Linked DNA regions of Mus musculus: all the other regions are linked to region 2. Evidence: chromatin loops called from intact Hi-C (ENCODE). Cell type or tissue: heart. All regions are shown on one strand. Region 1 holds the start of Pcsk5 (proprotein convertase subtilisin/kexin type 5). Region 2 holds the start of Rfk (riboflavin kinase). Region 3 overlaps Prune2 (prune homolog 2).

Evidence for each region. Peaks named below come from ENCODE experiments on the same cell type or tissue, not always from the same donor. Only the 100,000 strongest peaks of a DNase experiment are listed, where the experiment ranks them.
Region 1: it touches region 2 in a loop (3-fold over the local background); 4 of 42 quality-filtered maps call a loop at or near these places.
Region 3: it touches region 2 in a loop (2.5-fold over the local background); 4 of 42 quality-filtered maps call a loop at or near these places.

The regions. Positions count from the first base shown.
Region 1 is chr19:17,831,972-17,839,971 of GRCm38, forward strand. Pcsk5 (proprotein convertase subtilisin/kexin type 5) reads right to left here and starts at 5,661. Exons shown (of 38, transcript NM_001190483.2): 1 at 4,984-5,661. The coding sequence starts at 5,181. In heart, CTCF peaks have their summits at 3,838 (motif pointing left), 5,336 and 5,625; DNase peaks (open chromatin) are centred at 3,880, 4,420, 5,080 and 5,700; H3K4me3 peaks cover 3,507 bases; H3K27ac peaks cover 2,435 bases.
Region 2 is chr19:17,390,212-17,398,211 of GRCm38, forward strand. Rfk (riboflavin kinase) reads left to right here and starts at 3,832. Exons shown (of 4, transcript NM_019437.3): 1 at 3,832-4,181; 2 at 4,987-5,138. The coding sequence starts at 4,100. In heart, a CTCF peak has its summit at 7,720 (motif pointing right); DNase peaks (open chromatin) are centred at 3,840 and 6,820; H3K4me3 peaks cover 2,281 bases; H3K27ac peaks cover 1,124 bases; H3K27me3 peaks cover 593 bases.
Region 3 is chr19:17,160,003-17,168,002 of GRCm38, forward strand. All of the region lies in intron 9 of Prune2 (prune homolog 2), which reads left to right. Among named protein-coding and RNA genes, the nearest start is that of Gcnt1, 190 kb to the right of the region's middle. In heart, a CTCF peak has its summit at 3,627; DNase peaks (open chromatin) are centred at 3,659 and 6,419; H3K4me3 peaks cover 610 bases.

The DNA.
Region 1 (8,000 bases), 440 kb after region 2:
TTGGGTGTGAAGAGCTACCCTGTGCAAGACCAGACGTATATCACCTCGGGACCAAAGTGGGAGTAACCATCCATTTATTCTCCTGTTTACAAAACACTTACAGGTTTACTAGAGAAACACAGTCCACTCGAGTACAGCTGATCAGGGTAGCCACATCCCCTATTTTTATGCTATCCATGAACACCCAGAAGTCCCTCTTCAACATTCATCAGTACTTAAGAATCCAATTATTCACAGGTCAAAATTAATCAGGAAATCAGGCAGCTCCATGACATCTTTGAGCAAGGTTCTTCCTGCTCAAGGTAATTCCCTGCTTATCTGAGAAGTCATCTGACTTTATCTGTATAAATAACATTTGTTTTTTAACATTTTAATTCAAGTAGGATTTAACATAATGTGCTAAGATAAAACACTTTATTATATAATTACTCTTCAGATATTTTCAGTTTCAGAAGGTATGTCATGTAGTCCAGGCTGTGCTCAGGACGACCTTGAAATATATATATATATATATCAATCACCCTGAACTTCCAATCCATGCACCACTATGCCCAATTTATGTGGTGCTAGGGACTGACCTCTGCTCTCTGTACAGTATTACCAGCTAAGCTACATCCCTAGCCCTTCTTCTTTACATACTGTCCCTTCCTTCCATCTCAAGCAAGCTTAGCCTATATTTAAGGCTACAACAAAGATAAATAAGAGAAGGTGGTACCCAACATCCAGGGAAATCAGCTCTCATGTTTTAAGTTTAATCTAAAACTGTTTTTAAACTGTCTTAACTGGTTAGCTGAAAGACAAAATCATTCTCCCTGTGTATAAAACCCACCTAACTTAGCCATAAAAAAAAAATCACTTTTCTGACATCTACATTTTGTATCTTCCATCTTAAAAATGTCCTTCTTTTGTATCTAATTAACATTTAGCTCTTGCTTATTTCAACATTCCTCCTCTGGTTCGAATCCAACAAACCTTTAACTGCAGGCGTATGTGCTGAGCTGAGCTAAGCAGTGCATAGTTAACTCACTCGATTATCTCAAGATTTATCACTTTACACATGAAGGCACAGGGGCGCCATTGAGTTCAATGACTCTCTACAGCCTTGTTCGTGGCTTCTGCAGTCTGCACACCCATATGTTCTCTGGGGCAGCCTCCTGTAAAGCAAATGCCCAGGATGGCTTCCATTTGGCTTTATCCTTGTGGAGACTTGCTCAAGACGTGCCATGGTTGCTGGTAAGTAAGGCTTCTATTGGTCATCTCACTCTTGGAATCAATGATGGTAAGGTAGTTCACAGAAGGATACATACAACACATACCCATTGCAAACCAACTCTTCACAAGAGACTTTCTCCCTGGATTCAAAAAACCAGAGATTAATTCCTCTCTGTATGGATTTATTCTACCTACAATTGATAATACGTATCTGATCTTACTCCTTTATATGTCGGTTCCCTGACCAGTACACTGTTAGCCCAAAGACTCAGAGAATAAAGGCTTCTTCTTTCTCAACCAAGCAGGCCAACAGCCATGCATATCTCCCACCTTTAGGCATTCCAATAGGGCAGCATTTCTCAACCTTCCTAATGCTGTGGCCCTTTAATATAGTTCCTCATATTGTGATGATGACTAACCATAAAATTATTTTCATTGTTCCTTCTTAAATAAAATTCTGCTACTGTTATGAATCATAATGTAAATGTCTGACACTTCTAATGGTCGTAAGCAACCCCTGTGAAAGGATGACTGGACTCTCCCAAAAGGGTTTGTGATCCACAAATTGAGAACCACTGTCATAGCAGCTGGCATTTCTAGATACTCCGGGGGTTTCTAGTAGGAGCTCAGCTTGTCGAATGCAGGCATCATAGAGCTGACATAGAAAACAAAACTTGATGTACTCTGTCTGACAAACTAGCAACCACTAACAATGGTTAGGGCTAGGCATCACGTCAGAATTTTATAGCATAGATCATTCACAAAATGGAAGCATGTTATGAAAACCAGGGAAGGATAATGCTGTCTCCATAACCACAAGCAAGAGAGTCCTCATCGCTGATTCCTCCCAGAAACCCTTTGTGTTTGTCTGTTTGCTTGCTTCTCCTGTTACTCGGAACATCCTGCCTTCCCTGAACAGGAAAGAGAACCTCCTAGGCTTTTCTGCAGAAATCTCCAGGCCAGAAATCTTAACTTTAATTGCTAACATACTACATAAAGCACTGCATTGATATTCTAAGTAGACAGTCAACATTGTAGCTTCAGTGTGGTGAAAATGTACTACCTTACTCACTAGACTATCATAGTGAAGACAGATAGACAGACAGACAGACAGACAGACACACACACACACACACACACACGTGTGTGTGTGTGTGTGTGTGTGTGTGTGTTCTAACTTGTGACACATGTGATAACACCCCCAATCCTCAGCACAACTGGGTAAAAATGTGAAAACATTCCAGAGACATTTGCAAATTATTTACTGCCCTAAGCCGAACCACATCTGGTTTATTGCTGGCTAGAAAGAATAACAAAAGGATGTGGAAAGTGTTAAAAGGTCAGTGCAGTAAAGGATGAAGAAGATAAGAAATACCTTCTGCCCTTACAGTGCCAGGATCTTACACACAAGAACTCAATTTACCACGCCTAAGTCTCAACCAAAGCTCATACCCCTTTGATCCACAGGGAAATGTTTTACACTGTACAATAGCAGATCTTTTTACATTAGTGATTGCATCAATTCAGCGGTCCTCTGTAACTACTGGGATGGCTGTATTTCCACATCAGGGTTGTAAAAAACTACATCAAATAGTTTTTTCATGTTACGTATATATAAACTTTCTTAGTATTCTTCTTAACATGAAAAGCTGTAGACCCTCACTATAAAGGCACTTGTAAAAAGTCTGTAGAGGCTATAGGATACTAACATGTTTACATGTTTAAAATGGATGAGAGAGGAGTTCTCTCTCCCCTCTAACTAGAGGCTGTGGGATTCTGAACTCTAAGCTCTATTCTGAGTCCAGGAGGACAGGAGTCTCTCTACCCTTCAAGTTAGAAGCATCCTAGTATTTCCAAGTCCAGGTCCTTTTAAACTAAATATTAGTGAGCCATGACTGGATATTTGCTTCCAGTGTACTGAGCTACCCAATCATTATTCAGGAGTATGGGAATTTTACTTGTTCCTTCTGCACATTGGGTGGAAGTATTCTCTAATTGGCAAGATGCACAGAAGAGCCAGCCTGAATCACAATCTTAGGTCCCTACTGTGGCTTTGTATGTGGGGATCAGCCTCCTGTCCCAAGCTCCTAATCTCTTGTTTGTCAATGTTGTTTCTGAAATTAAGAAATCAGTGTGATTTTGAGAACTTAGCCTCCCTAATACAACTGGCATAGAAGATGCTTAATGTTGGCTGAATTGAAAATGTCTCGTGAAAGATCAGAGATATGTTCTTTTCCCCTTACCACCACTGAGGGACATTCAGGGCTCAACTGTGAAAAGACCAGAATGGACTCAGGGTATCTTTCACAGAAGAGGTCAATAGAACTCCAAGAGGCAGTTCTCCTGCAGGTGATGGGCACTCTGGCAACAAAATCTGAATTCTTTAGGGGACCAAGGGAAAGAAAGGGTGGGGAATAGAACATAAGCTATGCCTTGCCCTGGTCTCAGTCCTCCACGGAACTGGCTTCTCTGGAATACATCCTCCCTACAGGAGGCAGGGTAAAGAGCAAGACCTTGCCAGCCCTCTTGTCCTCTGAACTCTCACAGCTGCTCCCCAGCTTGTTTCTAGAAGCAGGCACAGCAGCTCTGCTCCTGACCACTTCCCCCCAGTGGACAGAGCGAGGGCTGTCCAACCATCCCGCCATCGTAGGTGTGGAGTTCTAAGGAAACGGTTCTCAGAAACCATCTGTGCCCTCGTGCTTCAGCAGTATTAGTGGGCACCTTCCTGTCCCGCAGCCTTGAAGCACCGTGTGAACGCCCCCAAACGCCCCTAGGGCCCTCCCACCTTGGCTTTACTTTCAATTCTAGTCGCGTCAGAGCCGCGGCAGGGCTCCCTCCCTGGATCAGTTCCAAAGAAGTTGTGAGGTCCTTAGGAGGGGCATTTAACGGAGCCCTCTCCAGTCCAGTTTTTGGTAGGGACATGGGGAAGAGGACATTGAAATCCAGGCCATTTAAGCCAGAATACAAATCGGTGGCGCTGCCAAGGGTCCCATAAAATGTATTGGCATTTCCCTCAGCATGGCAAATCGAACGAAAACCCACCAAAGGCACCTCAGCAAAGCATTCCTGCCACACGCCACAACCGGGTACCCCAGGTTCCACGCCAGTAGAAGATTCCCAAGTTCCCGGAGCAGAACATTTCAGCCGCTTTCAATGTCTCCCAGGTTCCTCCCCACCCAGCTCCGGGGGCCCACATTTGGATCCTGGCCAAGAGAGGCAGCAGCCAGGACCCCCCTAAATCCGTGCTTCCCTCCCAGTGTCCCGCCCCCTTCCTCTCTCCCCACCACCTCCCTTCCAGACGCCGCACTCAAAGCCCTCCAGAGCACAGCAATTCTGTGGCCCAGGAGGTTAATCCAGGCTTTTCTCTCCCAGTTAGAACCAGGGGCGTTCTCACTCCTTGGCCTCCAAAAGTCTCAACCTTCCCTGCCACAGCCACTCGCAGGGCTATTTCCTCAAGCTAAATAGCGCTTCTGGACTTCCCAGGTCCAAAGGTCCAGGCGAGTCTCAACCTGTCCAAGGGCACTCCATATTTTCCACAGACCCTACCTGTCCCTCATTGCTTGTAAAAACAAATTAAACAGAGATCCCAGCAACTTCGGGGCATGTGTGTGACTGTGCAACGAGCGCGTTGGAGAGAGCATCGCCCTAGAGTTCGGGCCACAGCTGCAGAAGCACATCTGGAAAAGGGGGAGGGGTCGAAGCGGAGGGGACAAGAAGCCCCCAAACGACTAGCTTCTGGGTGCAGAGCCTGTGTCACCGGGGGTTGGTTACCTGTCCTACGTTGATGAATCCGTACTTGCTGGCTATGCGATCTGCCTCCGCGAAGCCGCCGGCGATCTTCACTGCCCAGTGGTTGGTGTAGACGCGCGTCCGGCATACCGGGAGCAGACAGCCGGCGAGCAGTGCCAGCACGCACAGCAGGTCCCGCCGTCCCGGGCGGCTGCAGCGGTTCCCCCAGTCCCAGTCCATGGTCCCGACGCTTCGCCGCCTTCGCCCGCCCGCTGGCTCGCGCGCTAAGCAGCGCGCACAACTAACTTCTCCGGCCTGGGCCGGCGGGGCGCGCAGCCGGGAGCGGTCGGTAGGAGGCTGAGAGCCCGGGAGCAGAGCAGAACAGCTAGCCCCTCTCAGGCTCTTAGACCATGCCTGGGGCAGAGGGGACGGGGTGACGGGCTCTGGGCCGGCGGGGCGTTGAGCGATCGCTCCCCGGCTTGCACGGGAGGCGGCGGAGTGGGACTGGAGCCTCCGCCGCGGGCTCTCCCGGCTTTGCTCTTGGACTCTTCGTTTGCCTCTTGCTCCTCTCCGGCCCTGGAGCTCCGTGGAAACGACCGGCCGGAGCGCAAGCAGCGGCCGGGCGCCCCCTCTGCTGAACCCGGCTCCAAGCGCTCGCTCGCTCGCTCGCCCTCTCGCTGCGCTCCCTCCGGCTCCGAGCAGCGCGCCGGGACTGTGAGTGGCGACGGCAGCGGCGCCCGCTCCGCATAAATGACTCCCCCGCCCCCCGGAGCACCCCTCCTTTCCCACATCTCCCTCCTCCTCTACTCCTCCGCCCTCACGAGCGGGGCCTCAGCCAGGAGCCACCCAGGTCCTAGCGCCTCCCTGTTCTCCCTGCTGTAAACTCCAGGGTCGGGCCAGTGAAGTCCTCTCCCCAAAGGGCTGAGAGGAGAGTGCCTCCGGAGTCTTGATTTCTATCCTTTTTATTCCGCCGGGCTGCATTTGAATTAATTTCCCGTTACTCTGGAAAGTCTAAGATTTACAGGATAATGAGAGGGAAGTATGGGCAAAGATTCATTCATCCCGGCGCTAAACGCCCAGGACTGAGCATTTTAAGGTCACTCCTGTCTCAATTTCAAAACAAATATCGAGATTTTCACTTCACTAATTCTTTATGCTTTTCAGTAACTGTTTATTTTGCGCATTCTGCTCCCCGGAGAAGCTGTCACACAGGACAGTTAAGTATCATTCACTCTTACAAAAGCCAAAGCCAAAAGTCTGTCGCCTGTTGACTTGGGAGATCAGCCATTCTGATACTCAGCAGCAACATCACAGGAGGGTGAAATCCCTGCTTAGAGCATGGAAAGATATTTCTATGAATATCTACAGTACTAGAGAACGGATAAGTGTGGGTTCCAAGGGAGCGGCCATTCGGTCATTCGTTTCTGTGTCCTTATCTCCAAGGGCTTCATTTACCTCAGCAAGGAGAGTTTTCCAACTTTCCAAGTATGTCACCAGAGCAGAGGGGGAGAGTAATATAAAAAGGACCACAGAGGAAGTCAGATGAAATGCCACCAAGTCTGCGTTAAAGTACCATGACTTCAGACACAACAGGGAATGGTGTCTGGCCTTCTTCAGACTTCTCTAACCACCTTGTCTTTTGCAGGTGAGGGGCCAAAGAGTAGTTTCTTGTAAAAAGAAAAATTGGTCTTTATGAAATGGTTTGCCTAACCTTAAAAGAAGCAGCTGTCCGAAGCCCTCACATCCTATCCCTCTCCTCTTCCAATCCCTTGTCATTCTTCCTAAAGACTAGTTGACTGTGTCTGAGATTAACCCATCTCAGGATGATTTAACTGTCTGAAGGATATCTGCAAGCTTAAATCTACTAGCACCTTGGAGCATAAATTTTATAGATTTTGCATATTGTATAAATAGATTATATTTTTTTTCTTTCAAACAAATTCAAATAACAATGCCCATACATTACAGATCAAGAGGTAGATGAGAAAAGCAGATACATGCTGCAGAAAGGCATGCATTCTATTGATTTATTTATTTGGCTAGTTTAACACATCTGTTTCAAGGGCCTGGTCTATGATTCCTATCAGATTGTGCTGGACATAGTCGGGGGTGGGGCACAAAATATTGGTGGAATTTAGGCTCAGAATTCTCTAAAGAAAATGCTCATTGTTACTTGGCATTATTTTTGTAAAGAGAGAAACCTAGGCATTTTGCTTGGCTCTAGAGTCCGTATAGTCTGGCTACTGGCCAGTCCCTTTGGACAGACCTCTTACCACCCCTCTCAACCATAGATTCCAGAGTAAGGGGGCAGGGAGGGAGGGAGGGAGGAAGGGGAGAGAGAGGAGGGAGAGGGAGAGGGACAGGGACAGGGACAGGGACAGGGAGATTTGCTAATTGCCAGGGTGACCATCTGCATCCATGCTATTAAAAGTTGCTGAATTCCAGATAGAACAATCAGAGTTAACTGATGATCTAAATCTCAGCACATATGTAAGAGACAGAATTGCATGGATTTGTTCTCGGTTGGGCAAGAGAGCATATCTGAACTTGATCAACAGCAAGAGGATGGTCCCAGTACAAAGTACTTTGAGAGTCAAGCTTGAGACATGGCCTGTAGATTTCTCTCTAGGATTCTGGAAATCTATCAACAGCACACACACACACACACACACACACACACACACACACACACACATGCACTTTGAAAGCCATGTTGCCTCTGGGTTTGAATTGTGGATTAAGTAAAGAGAAATGCCTGAGTCTCCTGGAAGCTAAAACCTTTTCCCCCAGGATAACAAATTGCTCATTACTAATTTTTCTATGATGTATTTATCTTTCTTTTCCACTAACATTCTTGCTTTCTGCAAGTGTCTTCTGTTTGACATACCCAATTATAATGAAGGTATGAGTTGGGGAGAATCACTCAGCCAATTCTCACATCAAGGTTTAGTGTCTTAAAGGGAGGGGTCTTCCCTTTTGATATAAGTGTATTTAAAAGAGAAAACCCAGCTGGTGAGACAGCATTTACCACTAAGCCTGATTAAAAAAAAAATAGAAAG
Region 2 (8,000 bases):
ATACCGTTAATCCCAGAGACTTGGGAGGTAGAGACTGGTAGATATCTGTAAGGTCAAGGCCAGCCTGGTTTATGTAGCTGACTCCAGGTCAGCCAGAGCTACACAGTAAGACCCCATCTTTAAAAAAAAATAATAATATTTTTTAAAAGAAAAAAATCTGTGTGCTTCAATAATTACAAATTCAATTGATTCAAATTTCACTGAAATATTCTATGAATTTGGTTTTCATGGTTGTTTTAGTCACTGGTCTGCTGCTGTGAAGGAACACCATGACCAAGGCAACTCTTATGAAAGAAAGGGACTTTCTTTCAGTTGCAGAGGCTTCGTCCGTTATCATTATGGTGTGGCAGGAGATGGTGACATGCATGGCACTGGAGCAGTAGCTAAGAGCTACATCCTACAATGTAGAGAGGCAGAGAGACTGGGCCTGGCATGAGCTTTTGAAACTTCCTAGTGATACTCTTCCCCCAACAAGGCCACTCCTCCTAATACTTAGTCCTATCAGAGAGTCCTATCACTCCCTGGTGAATAAGTATTCAAATATATGGGTCTATGGGGACAATTCTTATTCAAACCCAGTACAATGCTGACTCTCTCTCTCTCTCTCTCTCTCTCTCTCTATATATATATATATATATATATATATATATATATATATATATATAATATTTACTGTGATATGAACCTAATTCAGCTGTACTAATACTATCTGTTGAAGAAAATCAGAATAGATAACCATATTTCTTTAACATAAAATTTATTTGAGCTGGGCTAGAGACCACCCAGTACTTGAGCAAGAGCATGTATTGCTTTTGAAAAGGACCCAAGTTCTGTTGCTGGAACCTTAATCAGCTCATGACTGCCTGTAACTCCAGCTTCAGAACACTCGATGGTTCTGGCATCCACAGGAATTGACATTCACGTGCACACACGTACACATACACAGGCATACACATATACACAATCAAAAATAAAATAAATCCTTTTTAAAAATCACTGCCGGGTGTGGTGGCGCACGCCTTTGATCCCAGCACTTGGGAGGCAGAGGCAGGCGAATTTCTGAGTTTGAGGCCAGCCTGGTCTACAGAGTGAGTTCCAGGACAGCCAGGGCTATACAGAGAAACCCTGTCTTGAAAAAACAAACAAATGAATAAACAAACAAACAAACAAACATCACTCGAACTATGAGCAAGCTCTCTCTGCCTTTATAGAAGCAGGGCATAGGTTTACAATGACAAAGGTAGCCTCCTCCTTACTCCAGCAAGAAGTTAATCCCTGAAGATGCCAGCCAAACAAGGGCCCAAAGGAATCTGCATGAACTGGCTTTACCAGCAGGCTCTGCATGTCATTTGACTGTACCCCCATGATTTTCCATCCTAGAGACATAAAACCCTTTTCCTCAGAGGCTTGGTGCTGCACACTGATGTGGATTTAGTCTAACACTTGTGTTATGTTATTTGGGTTCCCGAGAATTGCATGAGAATTCATATGTAAGATGCTGAGGGTCCTTGCCCCAAGTTGGTTCTGATTGGTAAATAAAATTGCTAGCCAGTCAATGGCTGGGCAGGGTCTCCTTCCCTGCAGGCAGAGGCCAAGCACTGCAAGTGCAATTCAGAAAGAGCAATAGAAATACTTTGGAGATTTTTACGTTTAAAAGCACTAAACTTGACAACTCCATGCTCTTTCTCTCTCTCTCAACTCTAGATTTGCAAAAGTAATATTAATTAAGAAGGTCCAGTAACGTATCTTCTGAACCAAATACATCGGAGCACTATTAATGAGTGTGAAAAACAATAAATCACATGGATGAAACACACATCTGAGTATCTGCAAGCACTCCTGGCCCCCATTTTTGAAGTGGCTTTGACAGATTCTGACTTGATGACTAGATGAAGCAGAGATAGAGCCCGGAAAGGCAACTTCATTTTTAAGTAAAAGAGAGCCCTCGGAGGCTACCAAGATGCAGTGGAAAAGAAACAGAATTTTCTTGTCCATAGCTACCTGAATGTACAAAGTATGCATCTATAGGAATGCATACGAATAGCTTCATGAAAAAGGAATTTGCTGGGCATGGTGGGGCCTGACATTAATCTTAGCACTTGGGAGATTGAGGCAAGCGAATCTCTGTGAGTTCAAGGCCATTTTCTCCTAAACAGCAAGTTCAGATCAGCCAGGGCTACACAGCTAAAACCAAGCTTCAAAATTAAATGAGAGAGTATGACACGTACTTAGCATCTATTTTCCTTCCTTCTTTCCCTTTTTCTTTTCTTTTTTTTTTTTCTTTTTCTTTTTTTCTTTTGAGACAGAGTTGGCTGATCTGGAACCTACTTTGTAGGTCATGCTAGTCTTGAATCCACACCCTTCCTATTTTATTTCTCAAAAATCATCTATTTTAGGTCAGGTGTGGGGCACACCTTCACCTCTAATCCAGATTTAATTTAGAAGGCAGAAGCAAGCAGATCTCTGAGTTCAAGACCGGTCTGGTCAATAGGGTGAGTTCCAGGACAGCCAGCGCTGTACGGGGAACCCCTGTCTTGAAAAACCAAACCAAAAGAAATACAAAACCATCTATCTTTATTCCTCATTTTATCTCAGTTCTCTCACTCCCTTAGAGCGTGGACTTGGTGGTATAAAACCCAGCATGATGTATCTGGTTCTCACCTCCCTGTGTGCTTTGTCACTGGTGATGAAGAAACTGAAAACTACCATTCTAACATATCAACTATTTGGAATGAAAGACACCTGGAAGACAGCACTAAAAACATTCTTACCCAGTTGTGTTAGTGCATGCCTATAATCTCAGTACACAGAAGGGCTGAGACAGAGTTGTGAGCTCCAGGCCAGTCTGGAATAGAGCCGGTATCCAATTACCACCACCTTCAACAAACAAAGAAAAAAGAAACCGCCCCCCCCTAAGCAGGTAAGTGATTACATTCTTAGTTTCTTAGGTCTCTGTAGCCCGTGGTCTCTGCATCTGACTCCTGGCATTATAAGTATGCACCACCATGCCTGGCTCACACTTTTAATATTGCCAGGCAACCTGTTAAGTAGTTTTCTTTTTCTGTTTAAAAAAAAGTATTTATTCACCTTACGTCCCAATAGCAGCGCTCCCTTCTCCCAGTATCCCCTCGCACAGATCCTCCCATTTAAGTAGTTCTCATATATTGGCTGCTCAAGGAAGCAGGGTCTGCATTCAAATTCTAGTTTATCTAGGGCTAGCGTGAGCTTGCAGCCACAGTCATTTAAACTTTTCTAAAGACTTCTGTTAGAGTGTTTACTGGGCGAGTGTCCTATGGGGCCCGGGGTTACAGTTTCCTTCCCGTTAATTCCCTAGCACCTTGGTAGTGTGCTTTGTTCTTTCAACACATATTTGTTTTATGCTGGTCTGAAGGCAGTGAGTTCTCTCAACTGATTGTTCACAGTCAGTTACAAATACCTGTTTTGTGTTAGTATACTAGAGTCAAGGAAATGAAACGTTATCAAGAATGTTCCCAACATAGAGAAAACATTTTTTAAGATCAGCTGAACATTCTCAGAGTTACATACGAGTAAGGGAAAAGAAAGTGATTGCAAAGATTGGGCAGAATTTTATTCAAAATTGTGGAGGAAAAGAACAACTTAAGTTATCTTGTGAGCAACGCTTATTTCAGCAAAGCCCAAACTCAGAAGCTGAAAAGGCGACAATTAGAGGCTGGGCTATGGGTGAGGGCGGGGCCACAGAGGCGAGGGCGGGGCCTCAGCCGCAGGAGGTGAGGACGGTCCGCACTACGATGTCGGCGAGCGGGGCGCGGCTTCTGGGCGGGTCCGCAACGGCGGGGGCGGGGCTACGGCGGGAGAGCAACGGAAGCCGAGCAGGCCGGTCGCCTGGGCCGCAGACCTGTGCATTCGCCGCGGTTGTCGTAGTTCCGGCCGAGCGGCCGCTGGGATCTGACGGCTGGGTGCTATCCTGCGGGCAGGCACTGGTCGCGGCAGGTGTCTCGCTCCGCCGGCCCAGCTCCCGCGGGATCCCCCGGCTGGTCCGGGCCCCGGCGCCGCACTCACGGCGGCTCCGTCGCAGGCACGGAGCGAGGAGCAGCCCGCGTCCTCCGAGGTCAGCGTCATGAGGAGCCTGCCGTTCTTCTGCCGCGGCCAGGTGGTGCGTGGCTTCGGCCGCGGCTCCAAGCAACTGGGCATCCCCACAGGTGAGCGCGTCGCGGGGCCGTGGAGCTCTAGGCCGTGGGCAGGGGACCCGGCAGCCGCGCTCCTGCCGCTAGCGACGAGCTGCGCAGCCCCGTCCGGGAAGGCACCGCAGGTTGGATTGGCCGAACTCTCAAGCTGTTGAAAGTTCCATTCTAATGATGCTACTGTGTAGTGATCAATGACAACACGGGTAGTTCTATGAGAGCCGACGTTTATTTGGTCTGACTACGTAAGTTTTAGTAATCAAGACTTGATTGTCCATTCTTAAAATTGATGCCTTGGGCTGTGCCTTGACCTATTAAGTCAATCTTTGAATTGGGGATTTGGGGTTGTGTTTTTTGAAAATAAGAATCTTTTAAAGTGACTCAGCCTACTTAGGGGCGTTACTAGGAAAAAGCAGGGACTTTTGCTTGTTTTAATTCAAACAGATAGGGTCTCGCTCTGTTTCCAAAGGCTTCCTCCTACTCCCTGAGCTCTGGGGATCTCTCAGGGGATCTCTCGTAGCCTCCCAAGTGGAGGACTACATGGGTAATTTACGATAAACCTCTGTGTTTATTTCGTGTCTTTGTTTCCACTTGGGCATTTTCGTGTGGCTTTTTGGGGTGGAGGGAAGAGATTTATACACTTGCTTTGTGCCTCACTTGTAACCTGTGCTGTCTGAAGAGAAGAAATTCAAGTCGGAATGTGGAAGGTTGGAAAACAGAAAGATCCTGGGAGTGTAATGATTCAAGTTAACGTTTTAATATGTTTTTAATCAATGTTTAATGTGAATCTTGTAGCAATGAATATCTGTTTACTTCTATTTAGCCAATTTTCCTGAACAAGTGGTGGACAATCTTCCAGCTGATGTGTCTACTGGCATTTATTATGGTTGGGCCAGCGTTGGGAGCGGCGATGTCCATAAAATGGTGGTGAGCATTGGATGGAACCCGTACTATAAGAATGTGAAAAAGTCCATGGTAAGAGTCACATCTTGCTCTTTTAAATGCACACAGAACCCCTCAGCTTAAGGGTTTCACAGTTATAGAGGCAGGTGGATCTCTGATATTCAAGGCCAGACTGGTATATATAGTTCCAGGACAGCCAGGACTACTAGAGAGATCGTAATTCAAACAGACAAACAAATAACAGGAAGAAAAGTAGCCTGGGCTGTATGCTAACTGACATTCCTTCCTTCCACTTCATCCCTGCCCCGCCCCCAGCATTTATTTACTTTTATTTCAATGGGATAGTTTTCTCCATGTTTTTATTCTGTTTCTGTGAATAAAGAGTCTCCTCATAAGGAGCATATAGTTGGATTAGGTTTTGTAATAGTTTTCTGCTAATCTCTCTGTGTTTTGATTGATAGCCGTGAGCCATTTAAATTAAATATTTAATTTTTAATTGTGGGTGTGCACATGAGCTCAGGTGCCCATGGCGGCCAGGAAGGTTGGATCCACTAAGAGCTGGCGTTAGCCCAGGCTGTCCAGCTTCAGTGCTGGGAAGCAAGCTCTTGGGTCCTAGTGTGCTGTTAGCTGCTGAGCTATCACTTCAGCCCTCCATTTTGGTTTAAAGCCACACCGTTGAACACGCCTGTCATCCAATGTAGGAGGGAGAGGAATAGAGCCTGGATTGTGTTGTGAGATCCTGTCTCACAAGAGAGTAGTTGCTAGAAGGAAGGATTGCCATTGTGTCGCTCTTTGTTTTCAGTGTGTCCTATAAGTGGGCCTTTTCCCTCATCTTTCAAAATTACCTGTTTTATTCAGTCATTTTTATTGGTCTCACTGTGTAATTTTACCTGGCTTGGAACTCCCAGAGATCTAGCCACATGCCTTTGCCTCTGCCTCTACCTCTCCAGTGCTGGGATGAAATGTGCCATCACGCCCTGTTGGTTTTGTCTGTTTAAGGGTCTATTTAAGCTTTATGGACCACCTAACAGACTCAAAAGTGAGGCCCTTTTAAAAAAAGCATTTCTTTGCATCATTGATTGCCTTAAGACACTGCTTACTGTAGTATGCTTTAACCTCATCCCTCTTCTCTCCTGCTCACTCTTTCTTTCTTGTTGTTTCATTCTTCCTTTTTTTTTTTTTTAGCGTTGCTGGGAATGGAACTAGGCTTCATATTCAGGGCCACATTCTACTTAGCCTCCTAACCCTTCCATCTAAAATCACCTGGAGGGTATAGTCTTTTTTTTTTTTCTCCTGCCCTACTTTTCCCCACAGCTTACATACTTAGCTGACCTTGAACTCATGAGCCAACCTCTGCCTCCTGAGTGACAGGCCTGTGCTAAAAACTTTTAACATTGAGGAGTTAATAAGAGAAGTGTGTCACAGAAAACTGAGTTAAAATGCTGATGTAAGAGACCAGTGGCTCGAAACCTTCTTAATGCTGTGGCCCTTTAATACAGTTGCTCATGTCGTGGTGACACCCAACCATAGGGTATTTTCATTGCTACTTCATAACTGTAATTTGGCTATGGCTATGAATCATAATGTAAATATTTTTGGAGGTAGAGGTTTGCCAAGGGGGTCAAGAGCCACAGGTTGAGAACTGCTGAAATAGTAATGCCCATGAACTCCTAAGGACTTCAAGTCCCTAAGGTTGTGTTGCTGTGAGAACACTCATCTGTTTTTCTGTGGGGCGAGGAAGGAAAAGGGAGGAGAGGTTGTTTCATTTCCTCTTTAAGCTACTCAGATAACAGAAATACTATTATCAAGCCCATTTCTGGGCCGCCTTGAATTCTTCTGAGAGGATAAACACAGTTACCCACGATCAGGATGCTCGTGCAGTTCAGGGCAGGCTGTTTATTTTTAATATTGTTATATGTCAATATCAACCATCTGTGAAGAATATTTTGCCCTAACAAAATAGTGTTGTCCTATTAATTTTAATACAGCCCAGGTAATTTTCTCTTATAGCAAGTGTTTTTAATAATCTAATTGGTGATCAAACTCAGGTCTTCTAGATTGGTGGCCAACCACCTTTACCACTAAGCCATCTCACCTGTTTTTGAGAAAGGCTTTCCATAGCTTAGTCTTGCCTAGCTCCTGAGTGCTGGGATTGCAGGAGCCATTGTCTGTCCTTGGGTCCTTGAGCACACTGTCTGACTGTCCATAGGATTAGAACCTCTACCAGGGTAAGCCTGAGACCTTGCCCATACCTAACAAGTCTAACACTGAGCTGTATTCAAGTGCCCCACGCTCCTTTGTTTATTATTTGAGATGACTTCAGTAAGTTGCAAAGGCTGGCTGTGAATTTGCTCTGGAGCCCAGATCCTCTTGCCATAGCCTCCTCAAGTAGTTGGAATCACAGGTCGGCACCAGCAGGCCTGATTCTTGTTAGTGTAAATTCCCCAGTCCTCTTTTCAAGTTTCCTTGGATACTTTGGATACTTTTGGTTTTACCATATAAGTATTAGAGAAGCTTGTTGTTTGTTTCTGTTGTTTTTATTTTCAAGAGACTTTTTTTTTTTTTTGGTGATTCTTTTTTTTTTTTTTTAAGATTTATTTATTAACATATGTAAGTACACTGTTGCTGTCTTTAGACACACCAGAAGAGGGCGTCAGATCTCATTACGGAGGGTTGTGAGCCACCATGTGGTTGCTGGGATTTGAACTCAGGACCTTTGGAAGAGCAGTCAGTGCTCTTACCCGCTAAGCCATCTAGCCAGCCCCTCAAGAGTCTTTTTAAATGTGGATATAAAAGAGAATGTGTGCCAAGTACTTCCCTCTAAATTGAGAAGATGGAGAAGTGTAGCAGCTGTTAACTGTCACTGACGGCTCTGAGAAGCCTGGAGGTGCATGTGCAATGCCTTCAGTCTCAGTCCCCAGGAGGCAGGAGCCA
Region 3 (8,000 bases), 230 kb before region 2:
GGCAGTCCTCCAACCACTGAACTAATTTATGTATGTAACAAAGAGCAGCAAATACCCCAGGGAAAACCTTTGTTTGTTTCTTGTTGTTTTTTTTATTTTTTATTTTATCTCACTTCTGACAAGAGCAATTTTATCATCCATGTGTATCTTTGTTGACTGGAAATCGGAAGAACTATAGAAACTATGACCTAAAGAAAACTTCTATTTTTGTAATCCTTTCCCAAAAAAGTATCAGTAAAATCAAAGAGCTCTTTTCTAGAGAACAATCCCAACTCCACCTTGATCCACTACATTGTTTCTTGTGAAGCTGTGGTTTTTAGTTGCCAATTTTTTAAACAATGCTTATTCTGAGAAAGGGGCACTGCCAGCTACTGGGTGTGCATGCCTGTCAGAAAACATTACATCAAGTAGAGATGGCTGTGTGTGCCAAGTGTTGTTGGTTCATTGCTCATTTCTTATTTAAAAGAACCTGCATGTGTGTGTGTGTGTGTGTGTGTGTGTGTGTGTGTTAACCTGCACATGCACGCACACACACACACACACACACACACACACACACACACTCGCTAGGCACTGTAAAATGTAGAAAGGATTTGATTTTGATTTTATCACTGTGCTAAGTATAAGAGGGTGCCTTTAGCTATGATAGATCATTTCAGTGCTTCGTTGCCCTGTGTGATAAAAGGTCTGGCACACCACTGCAGTTGGCCCTCCTTTACTTAGAAGCATAAACACCAGGGGTATGTAATCTATCAACCTATACAGGATCCATTCTTAAACTGGAGAATTTCAAATATGTCTCTGGCCCTGAACTTGGTGACATTCAGATCATTAGAGGAGACACAGAGTTAGTGTCAGAGCATCGAAACCCAAAGCAGCAAGGCTTCACTTCTTGGGAGTTTCAGTTAATTCAATACATCCCACATCATACTTTCTAATGTTTGAATTCAAGGTCACTTTTCCTTGTCACCTCTTTGAAACTGTTGTGACAAGTCGGCTTTACTTTGTGGTCACTTACAAGTGCTTTTCAGTCTCCACACTGTACTTATGAGGTTGATTTCTTTTACATGAATTGCCTGAAGTTAAAGAATAACACATATGATGCTGACCTCCGGTGTATCCTGATTGGCATCCTATGTGCTTGCTGCTCCTAGAACCATGTATGCTTTTATTGAATGCAGACTTGCTATTGTTATGTTCTCCAGATGTCTTGTGTTCCTGTGTATTTCTTTTTTTAAAATAATACATTCCTAAGATATATATTCAAGTTTTTCCTCTATGAAATCTACTACACATTTCAGTTTATATTGCATTTGTGTTTTATATATTGTGAAGCTCCATTGTTCATTGATTTTAGATTATTGCATCCTCTGATAAATGATCTCTGTTAATTAATAAGTAATATCTTTTTTACCTTAACAATGTGTTTTCTGCTTAACAACCATTTAGTTGATATTAATACAATGCCTATTCTGACTGGCTCTTAAGACACTTTTTTTTCTTTCTTGAGACAGAGCCTTGACTTGGCTGAAACTTGATATGTAAACCAGTCTGACTTCTAACTCATAGATCCACCTGCCTCTATCTCTATCTCTATCTCTATCTCTATCTCTATCTCTATCTCTATCTCTATCTCTATCTCTATCTCTGCCTCTTGAGTGCTGGAATGAAAGATTTGTGTCACCATATCCAGCTAGATACTTCTTTTTAAGCAGCATGGCTCCTAAGCGTTTAAGTGACATGATTTGCCTAGTCCAATCTTAGTGGTTCAATGCCATGGTTGGAGACTATTCTTTGTTCATTATAGTGAACAGCCTCTTCATACTCTTTGAAAGTACTTCTATCACTGCTTTCTCTCCCATTTATGGAGTCTCTTGGCAGTACTCACAATGCTCTTAGTAGCATACTTCATTTTCTTCTTTCTCTGTCTCTCTGTCTCTCTCTGTCTCTCTCTGTCTCTGTCTCTGTCTCTGTCTCTGTCTCTCTCTCTCTCTCTCTCTCTCTCTCTCTGTGTGTGTGTGTGTGTGTGTGTGTGATTGTATTTTTCCTAAGAAGACTTCCAGTGATTCCTAGTCAGTGCTATCAAGTGAGTTTATACTTACTTCTGGAACTCCAAGTCATCTGTCTTCTTTAATCCTAGGTGAAATTTACATTTTAATTTTGCGGTTTGAGTTTCAGCTGTCATTTAGGTCATAGAAATGCTTAGCACATGGCTAGTATCTTCAGTTCTTTGAGATCACTGTTTATCTTCTACCAAAGACACTTACCTGTCTGACTGCTCTTTCTAAGGCTTTCCATGCAGGTCCCCTCATCTATTTTAATTAGGAGCTCTTCCAGAGCCTTCTATAACATGTCAGGACCATGACTTTCTTCCAGCACTGTGTCTGTCTAGTCTGGAATCTTACCTACTCATCGAATTTTTAGTAACTTCATTTATGACACCTGAGTATTTCCCTTGGTAGAGTTTAAGCTTGAAAATGTATTAATTATTATCTAGATATTCAATTTCATATGATAGGACTTGTGTTTATGGTAGAGTATACCCACCTCATGGACAATACACTGTATTTTTTTGTACACTTGCACCATTGATAATATTAATTTGCCAATTAAGTATTGTAAGAAGTTAAAAATAATAACTAATAAAAATAAAGGAGTAATAACAAGGATATAACAGGTTTCTAAATTATTAAATTTTTATTTCTGGAACTTTCCGTTTAATATTTTCAGACTAGAATTGCATGTGGTAACAGAAACCACAGAAACTGTAGCTATGGGGCGGGTGGAGGAAGCTCATACCCAGTACATTACACCCTGCTAGACACAGCTAAAGCTTTTTATATTCTCTTCTTAGCAAAGACAGAAAGCCACAAATTAAGAAATCAAAGGAGCTCTAAGTTGAACTTAAAAGCAGTATTTTATTTAATTCATATGAGTACTTTATTCTAGGAAATTAAAAGTATCTAAGAATATGTTTGATATATATATATATATATATATATATAACATTTCAAAATAACTTTTAATTGGATCAAACACCCATTTAAGAATATTAAGTAAATTGAGTGAATTGAATAAATATGAATTTATATATGATGAAAGTAAAAAGCATACAAGTGTTATATTGATACTTAGATTTATGGAATACTAGAAAGTCTTTGATGTTCTTCCAAAATTCTGTCATAGCTTTAAAGATGTATGTTTATACTTTCACAACCCGGGCAAGAAGATATGTGTTGTAAAACGGAGGCTCTGTTGGGACCATGGAAATGGGTTATCCAAATTAACGATACCATTGAGACGGCAGTGTGAGCCAGATATTCCCTGTGAAGGAATAAAGTTTGCTATGTAGTCTGAATAGTCTCAAAGCAAAACAGGATAGAAACCATTTCTTGTGCATGTGCCCAGCAGCTTTAGCTCATCACAGGCACCCGAATCTAGCCGGGCAGAGCCCGCACAGCCATCAAGGCAGGAGGAAGGTGACACCGCATACACTTGTTCCTAAGTCTTTCCATTAGCTACAGCAAGTTATGGAGTCAACAACCCAATGTCAGGAAAATTCACTCGGAAGATTAGAAGCCAGGGACATGCCGCAACATTACTCCATCCAGTGAAGAAACCACAGAAGTGTCGTGAGGCGTCCTCTAGGTGGAGACGTGTAGCCAGTTCGGCAGCCTTCTGCCGCCTACTGTTTTTCATCAGGACACGCCTTTCCTACAGATGTTCATGCTCCTAAGAGTATCCCCGGATCTCTCCTAGACTTGCCGTAGGTTCTTATGGCTCAGATTTCCCTTATACCTGATGAATACCCATGAGCTTGTCGCAGTTCTTGCCTCCACACCCCCACACGTCCCATCCCCCGAGTGTGGCCTTCAGCTTTACCCTTCCCTGGTGCCTGCCTGCATGGTGTTCCAGCTGAACAGCTCAGGCTCAGTTCCATGACACCAGGGAGCAGGAGGCATGCTAGGATCTGCAGGTTTGTGCAGCTGTGAAATTACCTTTTACCTGGGTTCATACCCAGTTCTTAGGAATCTTAGCTATGCTTTGTCTAAACACGTACAACCCATACTCAATTAACCCACTGCTTCTGATGTTATTTTTGTTATTGGTTATTTTATTTATTTACATTTCAAATGTTATCCTCCTTCCTGGTTTCCCCTCAGCAAGCCCTCTATCCCATCTCTCCTCCCCCCTGCTTTTATGAGGGAGCTCGCCCACCCGCCCACTCCCACCTCACCTCCCTAGCATTCCTCTGCATTGGTGCATCAAGTCTCCACAGGACCAAGCCCCCCCCCCCCCACTCCTATTGATGTCAGATAATGCAATCCTCTGCTACATAAGCAGCTGGAGCAATGGGTCCCTCCATGTGTACTCTTTGGTTGGTGGTTTAGTCCCTGGGAGCTCTGGGTTGTTCAGTTAGTTGATATTGTTGTTCTTCTTATGGGGTTGCAAACCCCTTCAACTCCTTCAGTCCTTCCTCTAACTCCTCCACTGGGGTCCCAGTGCTCAGTCTGATGGTTGGCTGTGAGTATCCACATCAGTGTTGGTCAGGCTCTGGCAGAGCCTCTCAGGGGACAGCCATACCAGGCTCCTGTCAGCAAGCGCTTCTTGTCATCAGCAATAGTGTCTGTGTTTGGTGTCTGTATATGGGATGGATCCCTAGGTGAGGCAGTCTCTGGATGGCCTTTTCTTCAGTCTCTACTCCACTCTTTGTCCCTACATTTCCTTTAGACAGGAACAATTCTATGTTAATATTTTGGAGATGGGTGGGTGGCCCCATCCCTCAATGGGGGGCCATGTCTAATGTATGGATACGGTCTCTACAGGTTCTCTCTCCCCTTTGTTGGGTATTCCAGCTAATGTCACCCCTGTTGGGTCCTGGGAGCCTCTTGCCTTCCTAGCATCTACGACTTTCTAGTGGCTACCCCCAGTTATTTCTTAACTGTAAGGACACTTGAAACTCAGACAATGCTTTATTGTTTACAGGAAGGTCCATGTGCATTGTGCTTTATTCTTTCTAGGAGGTCTTGTTTGTGTTGGGTTTATTCCCCATAGCCTGGGATGTTGAATATTTATCATCTCTCTTTAAAACTCTTAAAACTGGAAGCCCATTTTCTCAGTCAACCAGCCCATCAATGGTTAAGGGAACCACAACTCACAACCCTGACCTCATATTCAGAACTTCTGCAGTTACTTCATTGTCTTACTGGTGAATCACAGAACTCATAAACCCCACAAAATTTAGGTGGATACTCTGTCACATTTAAAGCCCTCCCGTACCTGTTTTGAGTTGGGGGCCTGCACATTCATGTTCACTGTCAAGTGGACTTTCTGACATCTGTTGTGAGCTCAGTGTGATGGTCAGGAGGAATCTGGGGGCTCTTTATTCATTGATTTGAAGATTGACTCTTGGACCGAAGGCTAGAGAAACTGTGTGTATGTGTTCAGGGTCTTCTGTGTAATATTTACTAGGTGTTTACCCTCCTGGGTACTGCAGATATAACAGCGATTAAGATAGATTTGATGGCTTCACATAGAGAAAACGCTTAGGTTGGAGAGCAAAATTTGGTACATTGATGATAGGTGTGGTGGCTTCTGTCATCACGCATATTGAAGAATTGACACATTCTCCTCTTACTGGTGAGGAAACAGAATGATAAGATGAAATGATATGTGTTGTAGCACACAGGAAGTGATTTAATTTAGTTGCTTTGTTTTAATTTTGTTCTTTTGTTCTTGAGAAATAGTCTCATGTACCTGCCCTGGTCCCAGTCTCCTTATGTAGCTGAAGTTGGCACTGGTCCTCTTGTCTCCACCTCCCAAGTGCCGAGATAACAGTCATGTGCCACCACACCCAGATTAATCTCAGTTTTGACTGTAACTGCTCTTAGCAGCCTTTTTCTACAAGACAGGTAGCTAGATTTAATGCTAAGGAGAATCACACGGATGGATTGAGACAACAGTGTGTGTGTATGTGTGTGTGTGTGTGTGTGTGTGTGTGTGTGTGTGTGTGTGTGTGTGTGTGTGTGTGTGTGTATGAGTGTGTGGGTGTGTTATAGAACAAACTATACTATCCTGAGAAATCAGGAATCTGTGCCTCTGAGGATTTTCAAAACCAGGGCCTGGAGGCCAGGCCGAGGGCTTGCTGGTTAAGCAGGGAAACTAGAGTTTGCATTCCAGTACCTGCATAAAAACCTGGGCTATCACTCACACCCCCAGAGTAAAGACAGAAGGATTGCACAGCTGCCAGACTCATTGCCATTCATGAGCTCCAGGTTCACTGAGAAGCCCTATCTCAGAGGAACAAGGAAGAGACCAACAGAGCAGGACACTGAGTGCCCTCCCCTGGCCTGCACGTGTTCACGTGTAACTAGAGAGTGAATGTAGGGCCTTTCACATACCAGACAGGCACTCTGCTACAGAACGGTATCTCCCAGCTTTGCCCACTGTCCCTCAGCTCTGGTGCAGCATCAGTTTTAGGGAACACATCGACTCAAAGCCACAGATTTTGTAAAGAGACACTCCCTATGTTAGTCAGCTTCCCGTTGCTGACAAGACAGTTGAATGATCAACTTAAAAAGAGGAAGGAATTATATTTGACTGACTGTCGTGTCAGAAGTTTCAGTCTATGATAGTTGGGTCATGCTGCATTTGAGCCTATGGTGAGGTGGAATATCACGGCAGCAGTGAGTTACAGAGCATAGCTATCACAGCCAGGAAACAGAGACCTGAGGCAGTGTCCCAATATTTCTTCAATGTTATTCCCAATGACGTACCTTCTTGCTAGTAGGCCTGTCCTCCTATAGATTCTACACCTTCTAGGAGTGCTATAGCCTGGAAACCAGACCTTTACATTTGGGCCTTTGGGTATGTTTAAAACTTGCTGGTGCTGTGTTTTAGAAGGGTCTATGGAGATGCTGGGGAAGACATCGGCCACTGTAGAGCTATATGGAGCACTGTGCATTGGTTCGACTCCATCCTTCTATCTCCACAAGGAAGAGGTTAAGGGTTCTGGTCTACTCTAGTCTCAGCGCATAGTAGACCGTCAGTGCATATTTGTTCAATAAACAGAGCTAGTCTCCCTATTACCAGAGGCTGAGAACCTTTTTTTTTGTCACCTCAGTGATTTGTCAATGACCAGTGGACTTAGCCTGACTCCTTCAGAAATTGATGAAACTCTCAGTGTTTGGTAGGTCCAGACTGGCATGGAGAAAAGGCTCATTGATAAGGGATGAGACCTAATTTTAGAAGTAGAATAAAAAGGTGACCTATGTCAACTTGGATTCATGCCTACGTCTGAAGATTTACCATAAGGGATTAAAATGTCATGGAAGCCAATAAGAGAGATATAAGACCATGATAAGTGAACATTTACTGAACAACGTCCAGAGAATAAAAATGAAGGGAAATTCATGGTTTACAACCACCAGCTTCCTAGAAGAACATACACATTTGTCCAGTTCTCTGTTTTCCCAGTTTTCTTTTGCAGAGGAAGGTGACACAGGGGCTGGGCTCAGCTCTGAGCAGAGACAGGAGGATCATTTTCACTAACACATAGCGACAAAGAACCTTCAAATATTCAACAGCAGGGAGGGAAAGACTGTCAGTTCTGACTTCTCAGGGATGTGAGGCCTTTACTTCTCATTGCTTCGCCTTTCAATAACTGAGCAAGATAGGTTGTACATCCCTAATTTATAAGTTTAAAAGGTAAGGCTGGTGGAGTACCACGACCTTGGCCCATGTGACTGAGGTATTAGGCCCATGTTTATAGGAAGAGAACGGGCCAATACTCGGATCTGTCTACTCTAAAGCACACCTGTTGCATTTCATGTTGAAAAAAAATGCATGCTTTATGTCCATTGCGATGAGTTAGCTCTTTGCACTTTCTCTTTCTGAAGTCTTACCGGGTTTGTATTTGCTTGTGAGAGATGAGACAAGTGGCCATTGTACACAGCCAAACTGCTGTTCAGGGTGTCAATGAAATTGACATTTGTGGTTCT